2 separate regions of the Mus musculus genome follow, and region 1 is linked to region 2. A link is a loop called in an ENCODE intact Hi-C map of the cell type or tissue named here. Cell type or tissue: left cerebral cortex. All regions are shown on one strand.

Region 1 (8,000 bases), 200 kb before region 2:
TGATGGCAGCAGCATCAGGTGGCTATCGGAATCAGTGCTGGAGAGGTGGGGAGGATAAGGGAAAGCCAGGGCACTGACTAGCTAGCTCAGCTACCACCTGGGCCCAGAGCAAGTTGGTCCACCCCCAAATCTATATCATCTGCAAACGGTTGGGACACGTGAAAGGGCAAGTCTTGCTGATCCAAAGTCCCAGGATCTCCATGACACAGGATAAACAGGAGGAGACCCAGTGAGGATTGATGGTGTCAGAGAAGCCAGGGGTCAAGGACTCATTGCAATGAACATTTGCAAGTGAAGATGTGTGGACAGAGGGATCTACTGTGGGACAGCTTCCCTCGTGAGATGTTTGTTTTCTATGCTTTGTTTGTCTGTGTATTTTTCTTTTTATTTTGGAGAGTGGTTTGCAAGGGAGGATATAAGGGAACAGGGAGACAAGCTGGACTTGGGTGCATGATATGAAACTCACAAAGAATAAAAAAAAGGTGTGTGTGTGTGTGTGAGAGAGAGAGAGAGAGAGAGAGAGAGAGAGAGAGAGAGAGAGTTCTCAACTCAGGTTCCTTCCTTTTAGATAACTGTAACTTGTGTGTCAAGCTGACATAAAACCAGCCAGCACAAATAGCAACCCTAATACCATATCTTCATTTGGCTGAGTCCATGTTCCCTACTTTTTTCCTTAGCAGCGCCCTTTTAAAGCATGGTTTTATTGCATTTTATTTATTAATTTTGTTTGTGTGAGAGCCATGGGGTACATGTGGAGGGCAGGGGACAACTTTCAGGAGCTGGTTTACTCCTTCCACCGTGTGGTTCCTAGGAATTGAACTCAGGTCATCAGGCTTGGTGGCAAACACCTGTACCAGCTGAGTCATCATATCTCTGCCCCTGCTTTGATATTCTCTCTCTCTATATATATATCTATAGATATATATAGATATAGATATAGATATCACACATATGCAAACACACACACACACTGTAGCTGTCTTCAGGCACACCCAGAAGAGGGCATCAGACATCAGATTCCATTACAGATGTTGTGAGCCACCATGTGGTTGCTGGGAATTGAACTCAGGACCTCTGGTAGAGCAGTCAAGTGCTCTTAACCACTGAGCCATCTCTCCAGCCCTGCTTTGATATTCTTGAGAGCATTTGGAAGAGAGCTGGTGTGGGTGTTTAGACTGGTAGAGTTCATTGGAAACAGACTCTGTGTGGCTTTTTAATTAATCTCAAGATTGTCATGAGTGGATTCAAATTCCTTTGATAAACACAGCTTATAAGTTCAAGTAAACAGACACAATTTCTCACAAGAAACAGTTAAACAGATGTCATTTTCAATAACAAACATCCAAAGGCTTAAACTCCAGCCAGCAGTCTTTGAGAGATAAACCTTAGGATATTGCAAAGAAGCTCTGCCCTTTCTGGTAAATAACAACCACGGCAAATATTTGCAGGGTGCTGGCTTTGCTCTGTGTGCGTCTACGTATATGAATCCATTAGAAACCCCATTTTGTAACAGCGAGCCAGAAGCAAAGGCTCGATGTAATTTAAAATGCCTAGCTGCCGGCATACGAATACTCGCAGCCCGCTTCTCCCTGATCTGAATAAACACAGGGTAAAGCAGACGCAGAGCTTCGCTCTCCCCAAGCCGCTTGAGCCAACAGCTTTATTACATTGAACCTTCTTCTGAGATTTCTCATTAATCACAGCTGAAGCGCGTAGCCTCTGATCTTAACTTTAATTATGAAACCTTGAGGTTCGGTGGTTTTCAATTTCCAATTTCTCTAGTTTGAGCTTCATTCACCCTGAGCTGGAATCTGTATTTTGTCCTTAGAGGACAATAGGTGCAGGGCATGTACTTCCTGCTCTTCCTGTTTCCTCCCTGATAGGATACAGATGCTTGTATTATCTACCTGTAGCTCGCTCTCCAGGACTGAGCTGTCGGAGCCGGGCATGATAAGAGTGCTTGCTTAGAGGGCATTTTGATTCCAGCCCTGCTAAAAACGAGAAGAAGGACTCTATCTATCATGGGCCTTGGTAGGGGTAGTCTTACTGGAATGAGGTAAAGCCCTGCAGCCTGCAGGGGGCAGTGAGGCTGAGTCCAAGGTTGCAACAAGAAATACAGAAATACGGGCCAAGCAGCCAAGCTGTGATACTAATTTTATAGCCAAAGTTCAGACAGCTCTGTGATGTGCATCTATGATGTTTTCCTCCTCTGTGTGTGCACGTGTGTCTGTCTGTCTGTCTATCTTGGTCCCTTGCCCTCCTTTTACCCATGCCTCATTGATCTTCTGAGAAGCGAGATGCAGACAATACCTTTCTGCATCCAGTCATCTGGTTTACATACCTAAGAATCCAGCCACCTGGGACGTAGCCACCCTGACAACCTCTCCTCGTCAGTCTTTTCCACTGGGACCGAGGCTAATCACATGCCCTGGTTGTTCCAGTGAAGGTGGTTGGAAAAGAGGGGCTCACTCGCACGAAGCTTCGCCTGTTGGAGCTGGGGCCAGGCCTGGTGCTAGGGCCTTCCCCACAGTCTCCAGTAATCGAAGGTGGGACAGTGGGTAAAAGCACTTGCCACATGTGTATGAGGTTCCAAATTTGGACCCCCTAGAGCCCACACAAAGGCAGACATGATAGCACATGTCTGTAATCCCAGTTGCCTTAGGGCAAGACAAGAGATGGAGTCAGGAGACTCCCCGAAAGCTGCAGGTGCACTCTGCTCTTGGACTGAATATTCAGTTTGAGCCTCTGCTTCAGGTTCCCCCCTATGGGAATTTTCTCCCCTGCTGTGATGGGCTGGACCTCAAACTGGGAGTCAGAATAAACCCATCCTTCTTCAAGTTGTCTTTGCCAGGGTCTTTTCTATCAACGAACTGGAAAACAACCATCTAGTTATGCGCCTGTTGCTGTAATAAAGCACTTTGGGAGGGAAAGGGTTTATTTCATCTTACAGTTCTACATTGTAGTGTGTCAGTCACCAAAGGAAGTCAGGGCAGGGACAAGAGGCAGGGACTGAAGCACAGCCTGTGGAGGAGGGCTGCTTTCTGGCTTGCTCCCCACAGCCTGCTCAGCCCATTATTTTTAATACAATCCAGGACCTCTAGCCCAGGGGCGGCATAACCCACAGAGGGCTGGGTCCTCCCACATTAATCATTAATCAAGAAAATGCCCCATAGGATTATGTATAGGCTAATATCACAGGGCACTTTGCTAGTGCAAGTCTCTCTTCCCAGATGAATGAAGTCTGTGTCAAGTTGACATACAACTAACCCGGAAAGGAGCTAAGACACTGGTCATAGGTGAAAGAACTTGGTCGGAAGAATTGAGTGTCCTTCTGTCCCCCATGACTAATCGAAAGTGCCCTTTGCTTTCTCTATAGGCAGACTCCAGTTGTCCACAAGAGGGCGCTGTAGAACCAGGGAATCTCCGGAGGCTTCACTTCACTTCACCCGGAGGCAGGATCGTTCCTAAAGGGTTTAAATGGAATGAAAGAGGGCCTGGAGGACGCACCCTGTTACAGACTCTCTGCTTCAGGCAGCACCTCCAGGCTCAGTCTCTGACCATCTGTGGGTATCTGTCCTTCTTCTCTGTAAGCTGTGAACTTCCCAGGGTCTGACCTGTGGTGCCGGAGACCTAGCACGCGTGAGGTGGACAGGCCTAAGCTGGCTGAGAGTGTCACTGGAGCACGGGAGTACTGAAACGTACGAGCTCTGGAAAGGAGTGCAGCACATCAAGTTGTCAGCTGGGATCTGGAGACCAGGAGTGCAAACACAGCGGGCGGAGTGACGCTGCCAGAGCCATTCTGCTCTGAGAGACAGCAGGCATTAGCAAAACCAACCGTTAGGTGCACAAGTGCCGTTTGTTAATGCGCTGGGAGCCAGAGGACACTGATGGGAGGAGAGGTCACACAAGCTTTACTGAGAAGTGTCACTAGCCTGGCAGACAAGACTGAAAAGGTGGGGGGCGGTGTTAGGGACAGCAGCAGAGATTGTCCCTGTGCAAACACCTGGTCAGCAGTCGGGTCACTGGACTGACATAGTTTCTGCTGTGCTGTGCTTGGAGATGTGCCTCTCTGAGCCATCACTTTACCATCCACAGAGTGAACAAATCGATGTGTGTCGGGTGCAGACGTCGAAGCCCACGCCTGTAATCCAGCACGTGTGGATATGAAGGCAGAAGAATCAGAAATGGAAGGCCAGTCTCAGCGCCGTGGTGAGTTCAAGGTCAGAGTGGGCTACATGAGATCCTTCCTCAAAAAAAAAAAAAAAATTGATGTTTTTGTGGCAAAAGGTATATTTTTTTAAAAAAAGAAACCCCAATAGAACATTATGTTTAAAAAAGACTATCTGACATGCCTGTTCACGTGACAGAAAAATAAATGACGGGCCAGAGAGATGGCTCAGCAGATGAAGGTACTCGCCACCAACACTGACGACCAGAGTGCCACTCCAGGACCCAGATGGTGGAAAGAGAGAACCAGCTGCTTAGGACTGTTCTCTGACCTCCACATGCCCTCCCCCCTTTCCCTTTTCTCCGTCCCCCTCTTTCCCACTCCTACATGATTCTCTCACCCATGGGGGGGGGGCCCAGCCCGGTGACCATACCCTACTCAGGGTTTCCTTCTCCCGTGGCCCCCAATCACAGGGATGCAGTGAGCATCCAACAGTCTGGCTCCAGTTCAGATATTAAAGCGCCATCTTTAGGAACTGTCCCAGGTAGCTGCCAAGGGTACCCTATCTCCCCACCCTCTGCTTTCACCTGAGCTCCTTATCCTGGGCACATGCTGGAGACATGCTCAGCAGTCATGAGCACGGCTGTTCTTCCAGAGGACCAGGGTTTGGTTCTTGGTACCCATAGCTGGTGGTTCACAAAGCCTGTGACTCCAGTTCCAGGGGATCCTATGGTCTCTCCTGGCCTCTGTGGGCAGCACCACACACACTCTTGTTACACACATTGTGGTGGTTTGAATGAAAATGGCTCCCATAGGCTCAGAGGGAGTGCCACTGTTAGGAGATGTAGCCTTATTAAAGTAGATATGGCCTTGCTGGAGGAAGTGTGTCACTGGGGGTGGGCTTTGAGGTTTCAGATGCTCAAGCCAGGCTCAGTCACACTCTCTCTTCCTGCTGCCTGTGGATCCAGGTGTAGAACTCTCAGCTACTTCTCCAGTGCGTCTGCCTATATGCCTCTGTGCTTCCCACCATGGTGACAATGGACAAAACCTCTGAGCTATAAGCCAGCTTCCTTTATAAGTGTTGCCATGGTCATAGTGTCTCTTCGAAGCAATGGAAGCCCCATATAAGACACACATAAATAAAAAATAAAACCTTAAGACTTTAGCCAGGAGTTACTCATGATGATATTTTAAATCCATATACTTATGCATGGCTTATGTAATATTTTTTAAATAAACAAATGTAGAGATGGTAATGTCACCTGAGATCTCCAATACTGGATGGGGGGAGATAGCTCAATAGGTAACGCCACTGCTGTACAACCATGAGTACCTGAGGAAAAATAGCTGTGTATGGTGGGGTGCACCTGTCCCCCCACTGCACTGGGGACCCCGGGAGGTTATTGACCAATAACCTGAACTATCTCCAGATTCAATGAGGGACCCTGACACCAAACATAAGGAGGAGAGTGACAGAGAAAGGCATGTGACATCAGAACCTGGCCTCACTCGGCCACACATAGCTGCACATGCTACACACAGAGGTGGGAGATTTCAAGAGCTCAAGTGAGTGTATTTCAGGTAATGGCCAAGGGATGGGCCACCCAGTGTATAGGGGGAACACCAATGCCCAGACATGGGCATTATTCATTATTTTTAGTCCCAGGCTTAAGTGATCTAAGTATTAAAATGAGAAACAGCCTCATGGAAGTCTGAGGCTGGCCTGAAAAGCCTGCATAGATCATGAGCAGATATAAAGATAAAGTTGTGGACACAGGGACCAAGCTTAGCACAAGCCCAAACGGGAGTCCAGACACCTGGGGCATGGTCTGTGCCAAACAAGTACATCGCCAGTCTTTTTATGGCTCATCTTTATAGTGATCTTGCTCTCCTTTAAAAATAAGGTTAATTTCAACAAGGTGTTTATTTTATGATGGAATCCATTCTGTAAGGAGGAAGGGGCAAGCTCCACGTCAGGGGGTGGTGGGATGGAGACCTGCCTCTCAAGGGAAGCTTCCAGACGTCCAACTCTCACCATCCAGCTTGGCAAAGGAAAAAGCTGCAAAAAAAAAAAAAAAAAAAAAAAAAAAAAATCCAAATTTGCCTAGATCTGAGTTTTAACACACAGATAAATTTTTCTAAACACCCTCAAAGGCCATTCAAGGGAAATAAATGGCTTTTCCTCCCTCCAGTGACACACAGTTACCTCCACTCCTGGGTGACTCCTGGGGAGAGGTGAACAATGTCTAGACAGCTCAGAGAGAGCACCACGAACAGACCAAAGACACTCTCCCACTGGGATATGACTCAGTGGACCAGGGAGTCTGTGGGGTTACTCGTGGGAGCACAGTGACTCTAAAGCAGCTACAGCATAGAGAAGCCCACCCAAGCGCCAGTGAGGTCTCCGCAAAGCTGCATACCTATAGTTCCCTTCTGGACTTGCAGGAGGCTCAGCACGGTGTAAAGGCTAATTCTGATTGTCTAGTTGATTGGATCTGGAATTACCTAAGAGACATGCCTCTGTGTCCATCTATGGAGGTGTTTCTAGGATGGGTGAAGATTCCCAGAGCAGATAGACGTTCAGATAGGACATCTGCCTATCTTCACTCCTTGCTGGTGAGTGTGTCTATCCCATTGCTTTGAGAAGCCCAGTTTCTTCAGCCGTTCAATATGGGCTGAAGCCCGGAGGTTCTCCAGGAGTGCTCCAGGCCTTCAACACCAGACTAGGACTGCTAAGGCATCCGGCATCGTGGATTGAGGAATTTCTGAGTTCTCAACCTCTTCAGTGTGTGGGCAGCTAGCACTGAGCTACTCTGTCCATATCACGGAAGTCAGTGCACCCAGTCTCCCTTGCGACACATATTCTGTCTCAGATCCTTTCTTAAAGAACCTGACTAACACATGTGGTATTGTGTGAACTCCAGGAGGGCGGGTGTTCTTGTCTCTGTCTTCCATGAAGGGAGCTGGCATGACTGGCTGGAACCCTCACCTCTGACCTTCTCTGATGCTCCATTCCAGAGCAACAAATGCCACTATCCTTGCAGCAGACAGGACAGTATGACACGACAGAGTAGGCAGCTGCCCTTTAAGATGCAATTTCAGGCACCCCAGAAAGAACACACCTCCATCTCCCACACCTCTACCACCCACGGTCACGTTGGTTCCAGAGTAAGCGGTCTGGTTCCATTTGCAAATCCAACCTGCTTGCAGAGGTTCACTCCACCTTAGTGTCCCCAGACTGGAAATGCTGGTGACAGCTACTCTAACTTCCTCTCTGGAATATGAGGAGGTGTTACAGGGGTCCCTGCTCCTCCTCGGCTACAACCTCCTCCTCCTCCTCATGTTTCTCCCTCCTCCTTTTAACTCAAAAGAGATGGATGACTTACAAAGAGCAAATGAGTCAGAAATAGGGAAGCGGAAAAAGAGAACGATTTTGCCAAGTTATTATTCAGAGGTGCTCTCTGGGACCGAGAACAAGAGCGACCCCATCAATCACACAGCAGAGCGCCCGGGCAGGCGATCTATGGTGTCAGCCGACAGCCATTGCATGAGCAAGTAGGCCAGGAGCCTGGGGCTACCTGCTAGTCACCACAGAGGAAGGAGACGGTATAGACACAAAAAAGGGGTCCTTTAGCCCAGAGGTCAGAGAGGACACTCCAAACTTTGCAAAGGTTAGACTCCCTTTGAGTCCTACTTGGAGCCAGACTCAAAACAAGGGAGAAATGAGGCCAGGAGGCGCTCAGTCTGGAACCTGCACCCCTTTGCCACACCGAGGGTGGGAGGTAAGCATGACCTCATCTTTCCAGGTGGAGCCCTAACACTGGCTGCATCT
Region 2 (8,000 bases):
CTGCTACTTGGAAGTGTAAACCGAAATCAATCCTTCCTTTCCCATGTTGTTTGGGTCACAGTGTTTGTCACAGAAAGCAAATGGGAACACATGGTCTCTGTCTTGTGATGTGACATATGACAACATGCACCTGCCTGCCGCCAGATCAAGCTGGCCCAGCAGTTCTTGGAAAGCAGGGAAGGCCAGAAGAACTTGGTGTCTAGAGGCCTGGGAGGAACAGTGCACCTGCGTGGGGGTTAGGAAGCTCTTTTAAACAGTTCTGGACAGCAGGAGGGGCCGCTTTGGGTCTGCCGATGATGGAAGGGAATTGGGCTAATAAGGAAGTCCTCTTCTTTCAGACCAGGTGAGTCTCCCTCGAGTCTCAGACCCTCTGAGGAGGGGAATGGGGAAACCTGGGGCACACTCTCCACAGTTGGCTGTTAACATCCCTGGGGCCTGGAGCAAGAGCACAGTAGGGAGGGCTGGGTTATGGTGGTGGCGAGGGTGGCTAGCTTACACAAGGGCTTGGCTCACTCCCGTGCACCCTGGCAGGAACAGAGTCCAAGTGGAAGCCCATCATGTATTTAGAGATTTTGATCCCGTGACTCTTCAACACCATCTGTACCTGAAGGAGAGGAAATAGTATGCAGAGGAGAAAATCTGTACTTTCTTTTTTGTTTGTTTGTTTGTTTGATTGGTTGGTTTTTCGAGACAGGGTTGCTCTGTGTAGCCCTGGCTATCCTGGAACTCACTTTGTAAACCAGGCTGGCCTTGAACTCAGAAATTCGCCTGCCTCTGCCTCCCGAGTGCTGGGATTAAAGGCGTGCGCCACCACGCCTGGCAAATCCGTACTTTCATATTTACTGCAGTGTTGTTTACAGCCAAGACATGGACTCAACCTATGTGTCCATCAACAGAGAAAGAAAAAGTAGCGCTACACTGGGAATGACACTCAGCTGCTAGGGGGCCTGCCAAGAGTGCACAAAGCCCCGCTTCACCTCCAGCTCAGCACAAACCAGCATGGACGCAGGCCTATAGTCCTAGGATTGAGGAAATGAGATAGAAGGCCTAAGAAGTTCAAGGCTGTTTTGGGCTCTTTGAAATGCCTGTCTCAAAAATCAATCAATCAATCAATCAGTCAATATTTTAAAAAGACACAATCCATGTACACCATTTTATTTAACCATTACAAAGAACCAAACAGGATAAAATTCCACTGTTTATCCAGTGGCAACAGTGTTGAAGCTTAAGTGGCCCAGGAGGTCATTATGCCACATGAAAGAAATCAGAGCAACAAAAGGTAGCTACCACCTGAGCTCCCTCATCTGTGTGATCTAAGAAAGTTGCTTTCGAATGTAGATGTTGAAATTAGCAGGGTGGTTGCCAAGGGCTAGGTAGATGGGCTGATGTTGACCAAAAGATACACATTTGGGCTGGTGAGATGGCTCAGCAGAAAGAAGTACTTCTAGCCAGGACGGAGGACCTGAGCTGGACCCTTGAAACTCACGTGGTGTAAGGAGAAAACTGAATTCCACAAGTTGTCCTCTGACCTCTTCGTGCACAAACACAAACACACGCACACGTACACACAAATGTAAATGATTGTTTTAAGGACATACAATTTCAGTAGAAATAAGCAATATAGTGGCTCTAGTTTATTGGATTCTTGAAACATTCTGAGCGTGGTTATAAAGTGTTCCATGCTGGGTGTTAATTCAGCTCAGGGAGGCTAGCATGTATGTTTGTCATGCTTAGCCTCAGCAGTGAACTTCATAAACCTAGAGTCATCTGGGAAGTAGGACTTTCACCTGGGGAACTGTCCAGATCAAAGTGACCTTGACTGCTACTTGATGTGGGAAGGCCCAACTGCCCACTGTGGGTGGTTCTATTCCTAGGTCAGTGGTCTTGGGCTGATAAGAGAGAAGGCCAGAGGAACAAGCAGTAAACAACAGTTCTCCATGACCTCTGCTTCGGTCCCTGGACTTTCATAATTGCCCTTCCCTCGTGATCTCTATTTGTACTCATTTTCAGTGATCCAAAGAGTCAGAAAATACTTATTTGTGAGGCCAACGAGATAGTTCAGCTGGTAAAAGTGTTTGGCAAGCAAGCCTGACAACCTACATTTCATCCCTAGAACCCATTAAAAATGAAAGGTAGGTGCTGCTGTGATAATTTTTGGTTTCTTTAAAAATCAAGTTATGTGGATGTTTTTGTTTCAATCCCAGGTGTGGGATAAGAGGCTGCTTCTCGGCGGGTATTTATGATTTGCCTCGTGCACTAGCAGGAGCTGATTTTGCCAGCTGCAGATAGTTTAATCAGGGGGTGGGGGTGGCGAGGGGGGTGGGAATCCGAAGATAGTATAAATGGGAGAGCCTGAGAGGGCCTGGGGTTGCTGCTGTTGCTGCTCCCAGTTGTTCTTGATGCAGTGTGATGAGAAGATTTGAGCTTGCCCTAAGGAACTCAATGTCCCTAATTGAGGAAGCAATCAAAAGAGGTCTACATTCCCTCTCTCTCTAACCTTCTCTCTCTCTTGTTGGGAGATTGGAAGGGATGGGGTGGAGTAAACATTGGAACAGAGGAAGGGTTTATAAGAACCCAATAAAACAGCTAAAATCAAATTCACCAACAAGGTGCAGGGCTGAAGAGATGACTCCATGATTAAGAACGCTAGCTGCTCTCAGAGGACCCATGTTTGGTACCCAAACCACCTGTAAGGCCAGATCCAGGGCATCTGATGCCCTCTTCTAACCTCCTTGGACACCAGGCACATGAGTGGTGTTCAGATCATACATGCAGCTGAAAAGCTCATACACACAAAATAAGTGATTAAAAAGAAAAGGCTAGATGTGGTAGTGTCCATCTATAATCCCAGCACCCACAGTGAGGTGGGGGTGGAAACAGGAAGACTGCCTGGAAGCTGACTGGCCACCTGGTCTGGGCTACTCTACAGTGGAAATAAGAGAGAGCCTGTCTCTACACAGTGGAAGAAGATAGCTAATTCCTAAGAGTTGCCCTCCCACCTCCACAGGCATACGCCCACGCACACACTCACCCCAGATGTATATACATATTTAAAAAAAATAAAATTTGCTATACTCAGAATAGAACATTTAAATGCACTTTCATCATGGAAATTAAATCAGGTGTAAAAATTCTTTAGAAATGGTATGTGGAAATGATTTTTTTCCTGAGTTATTGAAGCATATCTTAGCCAGATGTGGTGGTGCATGCCTTTAATCACAGCATTCAGGAGGCAAAGGCAGGCAGATCTCTGAGTTGTTTACAGAGCAAGTTCCAGGCCAGCCAGGAGTACACAGACAAACTTTGTCTCAATCAAACAAACAAACAAAGTAAATAAATAATAAGTATCTGTTGGATGGAAATGGAAAAAATTCTAATTATCTGTAGTAAATGTCAAAACTTGAAATAAAAAAATATTTAAATCTGAGCTTCCCAATTTAACTTTTAGAAATTGGTTAAAATTTAGCAAATATTTTATATAAATGAAATAACTGCAGTTGTAACAGTGAGCTGCCCTGTCGCCTCTAAGATACTTTCCCTAATTCCTGGTCACATGTGTCTTCAGTGTAGCAGTAACCATTAGCATTTGCCTGCTTCTTGATCTAACAGTCTAAAGAAGAGGGACTGCTGTGTTTTGAATTGTTTTAGGGTGGAAGGGAAAGCAAGAGCTTGGGAGTTGGGGGTGGTCTCTACTCTGCGGGTCAGTTCTGGATTTGATCTGTCTCACCCTAGCAAAAGTGCTGAGGGCAGGGTCCTAACTCAACGGAGTGGAGTTGGAAGACCGCTTCAAATCAGGCCAGAGGTTTCTGAGTCAATCTGGAGCTGAAGGCTGGAGAGTTTGGAGCCCTGGAAAACGCAGTAGCAGAGCGACTGTGTGAGCCGTCACGAGGGCGCCACCTGCAGGGCAGTGGAGGCTCAGCGGAGCTAAGTGGGAGAACGGAGGCGTCACTCGGAGGATGCTGGGGGAAGCACAGAAACGAGGGTGCTTCCTTGCTCTCCTCATCAACTGATCAGCTCTTTTTCCTCCTTCTTTCCTATGGCGGAGCAGAGGGAAGTTCTTTCCAGCGTCTTGCCGCAGACACCTCATTCCGTGGAGACGCAGAACAAGCCAATGCCTCTCCAAGATTTTTTTTTTTTAAAGGCAGCCCTGGCTAGCCTGGAAATCACTATGGAGACCAGTCTGGCTTCACTACAATCCTCCTGCCTCTGCCTCCCAAATGCTGGAATTAAAGGCACGTGTCACCACGCTCAGCTCAAGTTTCAGTTTCTTTACACTTTTTCAGATTTGACATAAATATTTTCAAACATACCCACATTAGTTTCGTAAATTATTGCAGTGTCTCAAGAGAGGGAAAATTACATAGCTGAGTCTTTACAACCCGATATCATTCAGTCTGCCACCTAGAACTTGTCATCCCGGGGCCCTGTCCAGGGCTTTCCGTGTTTAGGATTCCCTCCTTGCCACTTTCCAGGGGCCACGACTGTCTTCAGCGCTCTGGCAGCCGGGCTGTCTCTAAGCTCTCCCCCTCCACCTTTGCAGCCCTTTTCTGATGAAAGACTCGAGGACTCCTTTCATCCCCCTTTCTTCTCAACCTCATTCCACCCCCGTGGGAGCTTATTCATGTCTGTGGCATCAGGAACGGCACCTAGGATTCACTCGTCAATGTGGCTGCAGGTGCTCACTGGCTGTATGTGGTGAGACTCCGTTTCAGACCTGGGGACCCTACCAAAGCCAAGGTCCTGCTTCCAGGGACCTGTCATTCTCTGAGAGGAGCTAGGCAGTGAACATGTGAACCTGCAATTTAACAAGTTAACTCCCGAGTCTGTGTGTGAACAGGACTGGGAGACAGCTGTGAGTGTGGGGGAGTTGGAAGCCCAACACGGTTTGTTGTGGTGGCCGCAGGGCCTCAGCATCTCAGGGGCCTGTTAGAAGAACAGCTTCCCTGCCAGCTCACACCTACTAAATAAAAACCTTTGTACTTAGAGGCCAGCATGTAGTTTTCACTTCCCTCAAGGGGACTCTGCCAGGGTCTCCAAAGAGCCTTTCCAGGTAAAGGCCTGCTTATCTTGATATCAGTGGGTATCACAAATTGCCACAAATATAGTGACCTAAAATAATATGAATTCATTCTTTTCTTGTCCTGAGGCTCAGAAGCCTAGAATCGGCTTCACTATGCTCAACTCAGATGCCTACAGAATTGAGTCCTTTCAAAGCTCTGGAGAGACACCACTGGCTGGCCTCTCAAGCTCTAAGAGACACCCTTAGGGCCTGACTACATCTATCTAACCCCCACTTGTCGCTAGATCGATTGCTCTGACTCTAATCCTGCCTGGTCACTTCTGATTCTACCCTGGAATCCAATATAACTTTTCCAGCAACCCTACATTAAGATCCTTGGGCTGAGGATGTAGCTCTGTTGGTAGAATGGCTATCTAGCATCCACAAAGCCGTAGGTTCCATCCCCAGCACTACACAAATGAGGCTTGATGCTGCATCCTAAATACCTGAATGTGCGAGACAGAAGCAGGAGAATCATAAATTCAAAGTCATCTATAGCTATACAGGGCATTCATTCAAGGCCATCCTGGGCTATATAAGACCCTGCCTTAAGTACACACACACATACGTACATACACACACACATGCACGCACACATACTTTTACTTTGATTCTGGGGATCAATGTGCAACATTGATTTTCAGTACTACTTACTGAACCATCTACCTGGTCCCATGTTGTGAATCTTCTTGAGGAGGGAAATTCTCCTTAGGACAGGAGGTAGCTGATGCAGCCAGCAGAGGCGGTGAGTCATGGAGTAACCTCAGACTGGCCATTCACTCTTGTAGGATCTTAGCATCTTATAATGCTTCTAGGTCTCCACACTCCTGGTTCAGTGGATTCCAGTGTAGGAAGTGGACCAGGAGTACTCAGCAGTAGTACCCAGAAGTAGGCCAGGAGTACTCAGCAGTAGTACCCAGAAGTAGGCCAGGAGTACTCAGCAGTAGTACCCAGAAGTAGGCCAGGAGTACTCAGCAGTGGTACCCAGAAGTAGGCCAGGAGTACTTATAAGCAGTACCCAGAAGTAGACCAGGGGTACTCAGCAGTGGTACCCAGAAGTAGACCAGGAGTACTCAGCAGTGGTACCCAGAAGTAGACCAGGAGTACTCAGCAGTGGTACCCAGAAGTAGACCAGGAGTACTCGGAAACAGGTTATAAGATTTCAGAGGAAGTACTCAGTGCCAGAAGAAAAGTGGATCTACCAAGCATGTAGATATAAGTCTGGAATACCACATTCAGGAGGCTGAGGCAGGAGGATCAAGAATTTGAGGTCAGTGGCTAGAGAGATGGCTTAATGGGTAAAATGTTTGCCCCATAAGCATGAAGACCTGATTTTGGATCATCAGAACCCATAAAAATAGTTGGCCATGTTAGCACATGACTGTAATCATGGCTAGGAGGCAGAGACAGGAGGCTCCTGCAGGTTCACTGGCCAGCCAGTCTAGCCAATGAGTGAGCTCCAGGTTCAGTGAGAGACCCTCCCCACAAAAGACGGAGGGCAATAGAAGGCATCCAACAAGTACACACGTGGATAAGTTCTTATACCAGATACACAGGTGAGGACACCCCTGCACACAACAACAACAAAATGGTGGGCTGCCTTAATTAGGGTTTCTATTGCTGTGACCAACATAACCAAAAGCAACTTGGAGGTTTATGTCAGCTTATACATCCTGATCACGCAGATGAGTAGGAAGTCAGGGCAGGAGCTCAGGGCAGGGACCTGGAAGCAGGAGCTGATGCTGAGGCCGTGGAAGAGTGCTGCTTACTGGCTTGTTCCTTGTTGTGTGCTAGCTGCTTTCTTACAGAACCCAGAACCACCAGCCCTCAGGAAGGTACCGCTTGCACTGCCCTGGGCCCTCAAGGATCCTCCAGGATCAGGAAAATGCACCGCAGGCTTGCTCACAGGCCCATCAGATAGGGGGCATTTTCTCAGTTGCTGCTCTGTGTTCCAAAATTACTCTAACTTGTGTCAAGTTGACATAAAACTAGTCAGCACATGGACAAAATATCTGCTCTGAATGATCACAACTTCACTTCAGGGTAGGATGGGTCCCACACAAACCCCAGGTTCACGGGGGAGCCAGAGTCCTTCTTTGAACATTAGCCAAGAACCTCGAAATAGACTTGTTCCGGATTAGACCAGGTATAGATAGAAACAGAAATACATAAACACACATATTTATTTTTTTACTTCCACATAGGCCTCTTTCCTTATGAGAAGCAATCCAGGCACAAAGTCCTGACTAGAGAGGACACTTTGGGCACAAGCGACACTCCAGCCCTCTGAGGTGTGAGGCGCGATGTGGGCAGACATGGGCAGCATTAGGTAAGGTCTAGAGCCTGCGGAGAGCGCCACCGCTGACTGGCCTGGCCTGCGAGCTTGGCAGACACCAGCTGGTTTCACCTTCAGCGCTCTGACAGTGAGGCTTTCCCTAGCACCTGAATGTTCCGTGTGAACATAGATTTCCACATGTGCAGGTTGGTCACAGACCCCACAGTCTGGCCTGAGATGCCCCATGACAGGGAGGCCAGGCCAGGAAGCCAGCGCTGCAGGGACTTCCGGTGCCTGCCTCTGAGGGCTCCTGAGTCCGGCGCTGACAAAACACAATCAGACTCCCTCCCACCTTTCCTGAAGGCACAACTCTGAGATGTCCATACCCACGCTGTAAGAACCATAGGCTCAGAACCAGTTCTTCTTCCATGGGTGGTTATCCATTCTGGTCCTAATTATAGAGGTCTCCCTGTCCAGCTGGCCTGCTGCTGAGGAGGTTCGGAAAATACTGGGGTCCTCTCTTCTCCCCACATTAGGGGGAGATGCAGAAATAGCAGGTAAAAAAACAAAAACAAAACAAACAACCCAGGCTGGGACTATCTGGGCTCTGAGCAGCCTTGCCTTCTATGAGCTAAGGGGATATTCAGCATCTTTCTGACACTGGAG

What was found. Peaks named below come from ENCODE experiments on the same cell type or tissue, not always from the same donor. Only the 100,000 strongest peaks of a DNase experiment are listed, where the experiment ranks them.
Region 1: it touches region 2 in a loop (8-fold over the local background); 39 of 42 quality-filtered maps call a loop at or near these places.

Annotation. Positions count from the first base shown.
Region 1 is chr9:62,239,897-62,247,896 of GRCm38, reverse strand. It overlaps A730043L09Rik (RIKEN cDNA A730043L09 gene), which reads left to right and starts at 3,797. Exons shown (of 3, transcript NR_040769.1): 1 at 3,797-3,953; 2 at 4,096-4,209; 3 at 4,368-5,301. In left cerebral cortex, CTCF peaks have their summits at 2,069 (motif pointing right), 3,184 and 3,385 (motif pointing right); DNase peaks (open chromatin) are centred at 3,416 and 7,291; H3K4me3 peaks cover 220 bases.
Region 2 is chr9:62,036,266-62,044,265 of GRCm38, reverse strand. No RefSeq gene overlaps it. Among named protein-coding and RNA genes, the nearest start is that of Paqr5, 13 kb to the right of the region's middle. In left cerebral cortex, a CTCF peak has its summit at 3,919 (motif pointing left); a DNase peak (open chromatin) is centred at 3,909; H3K4me3 peaks cover 192 bases.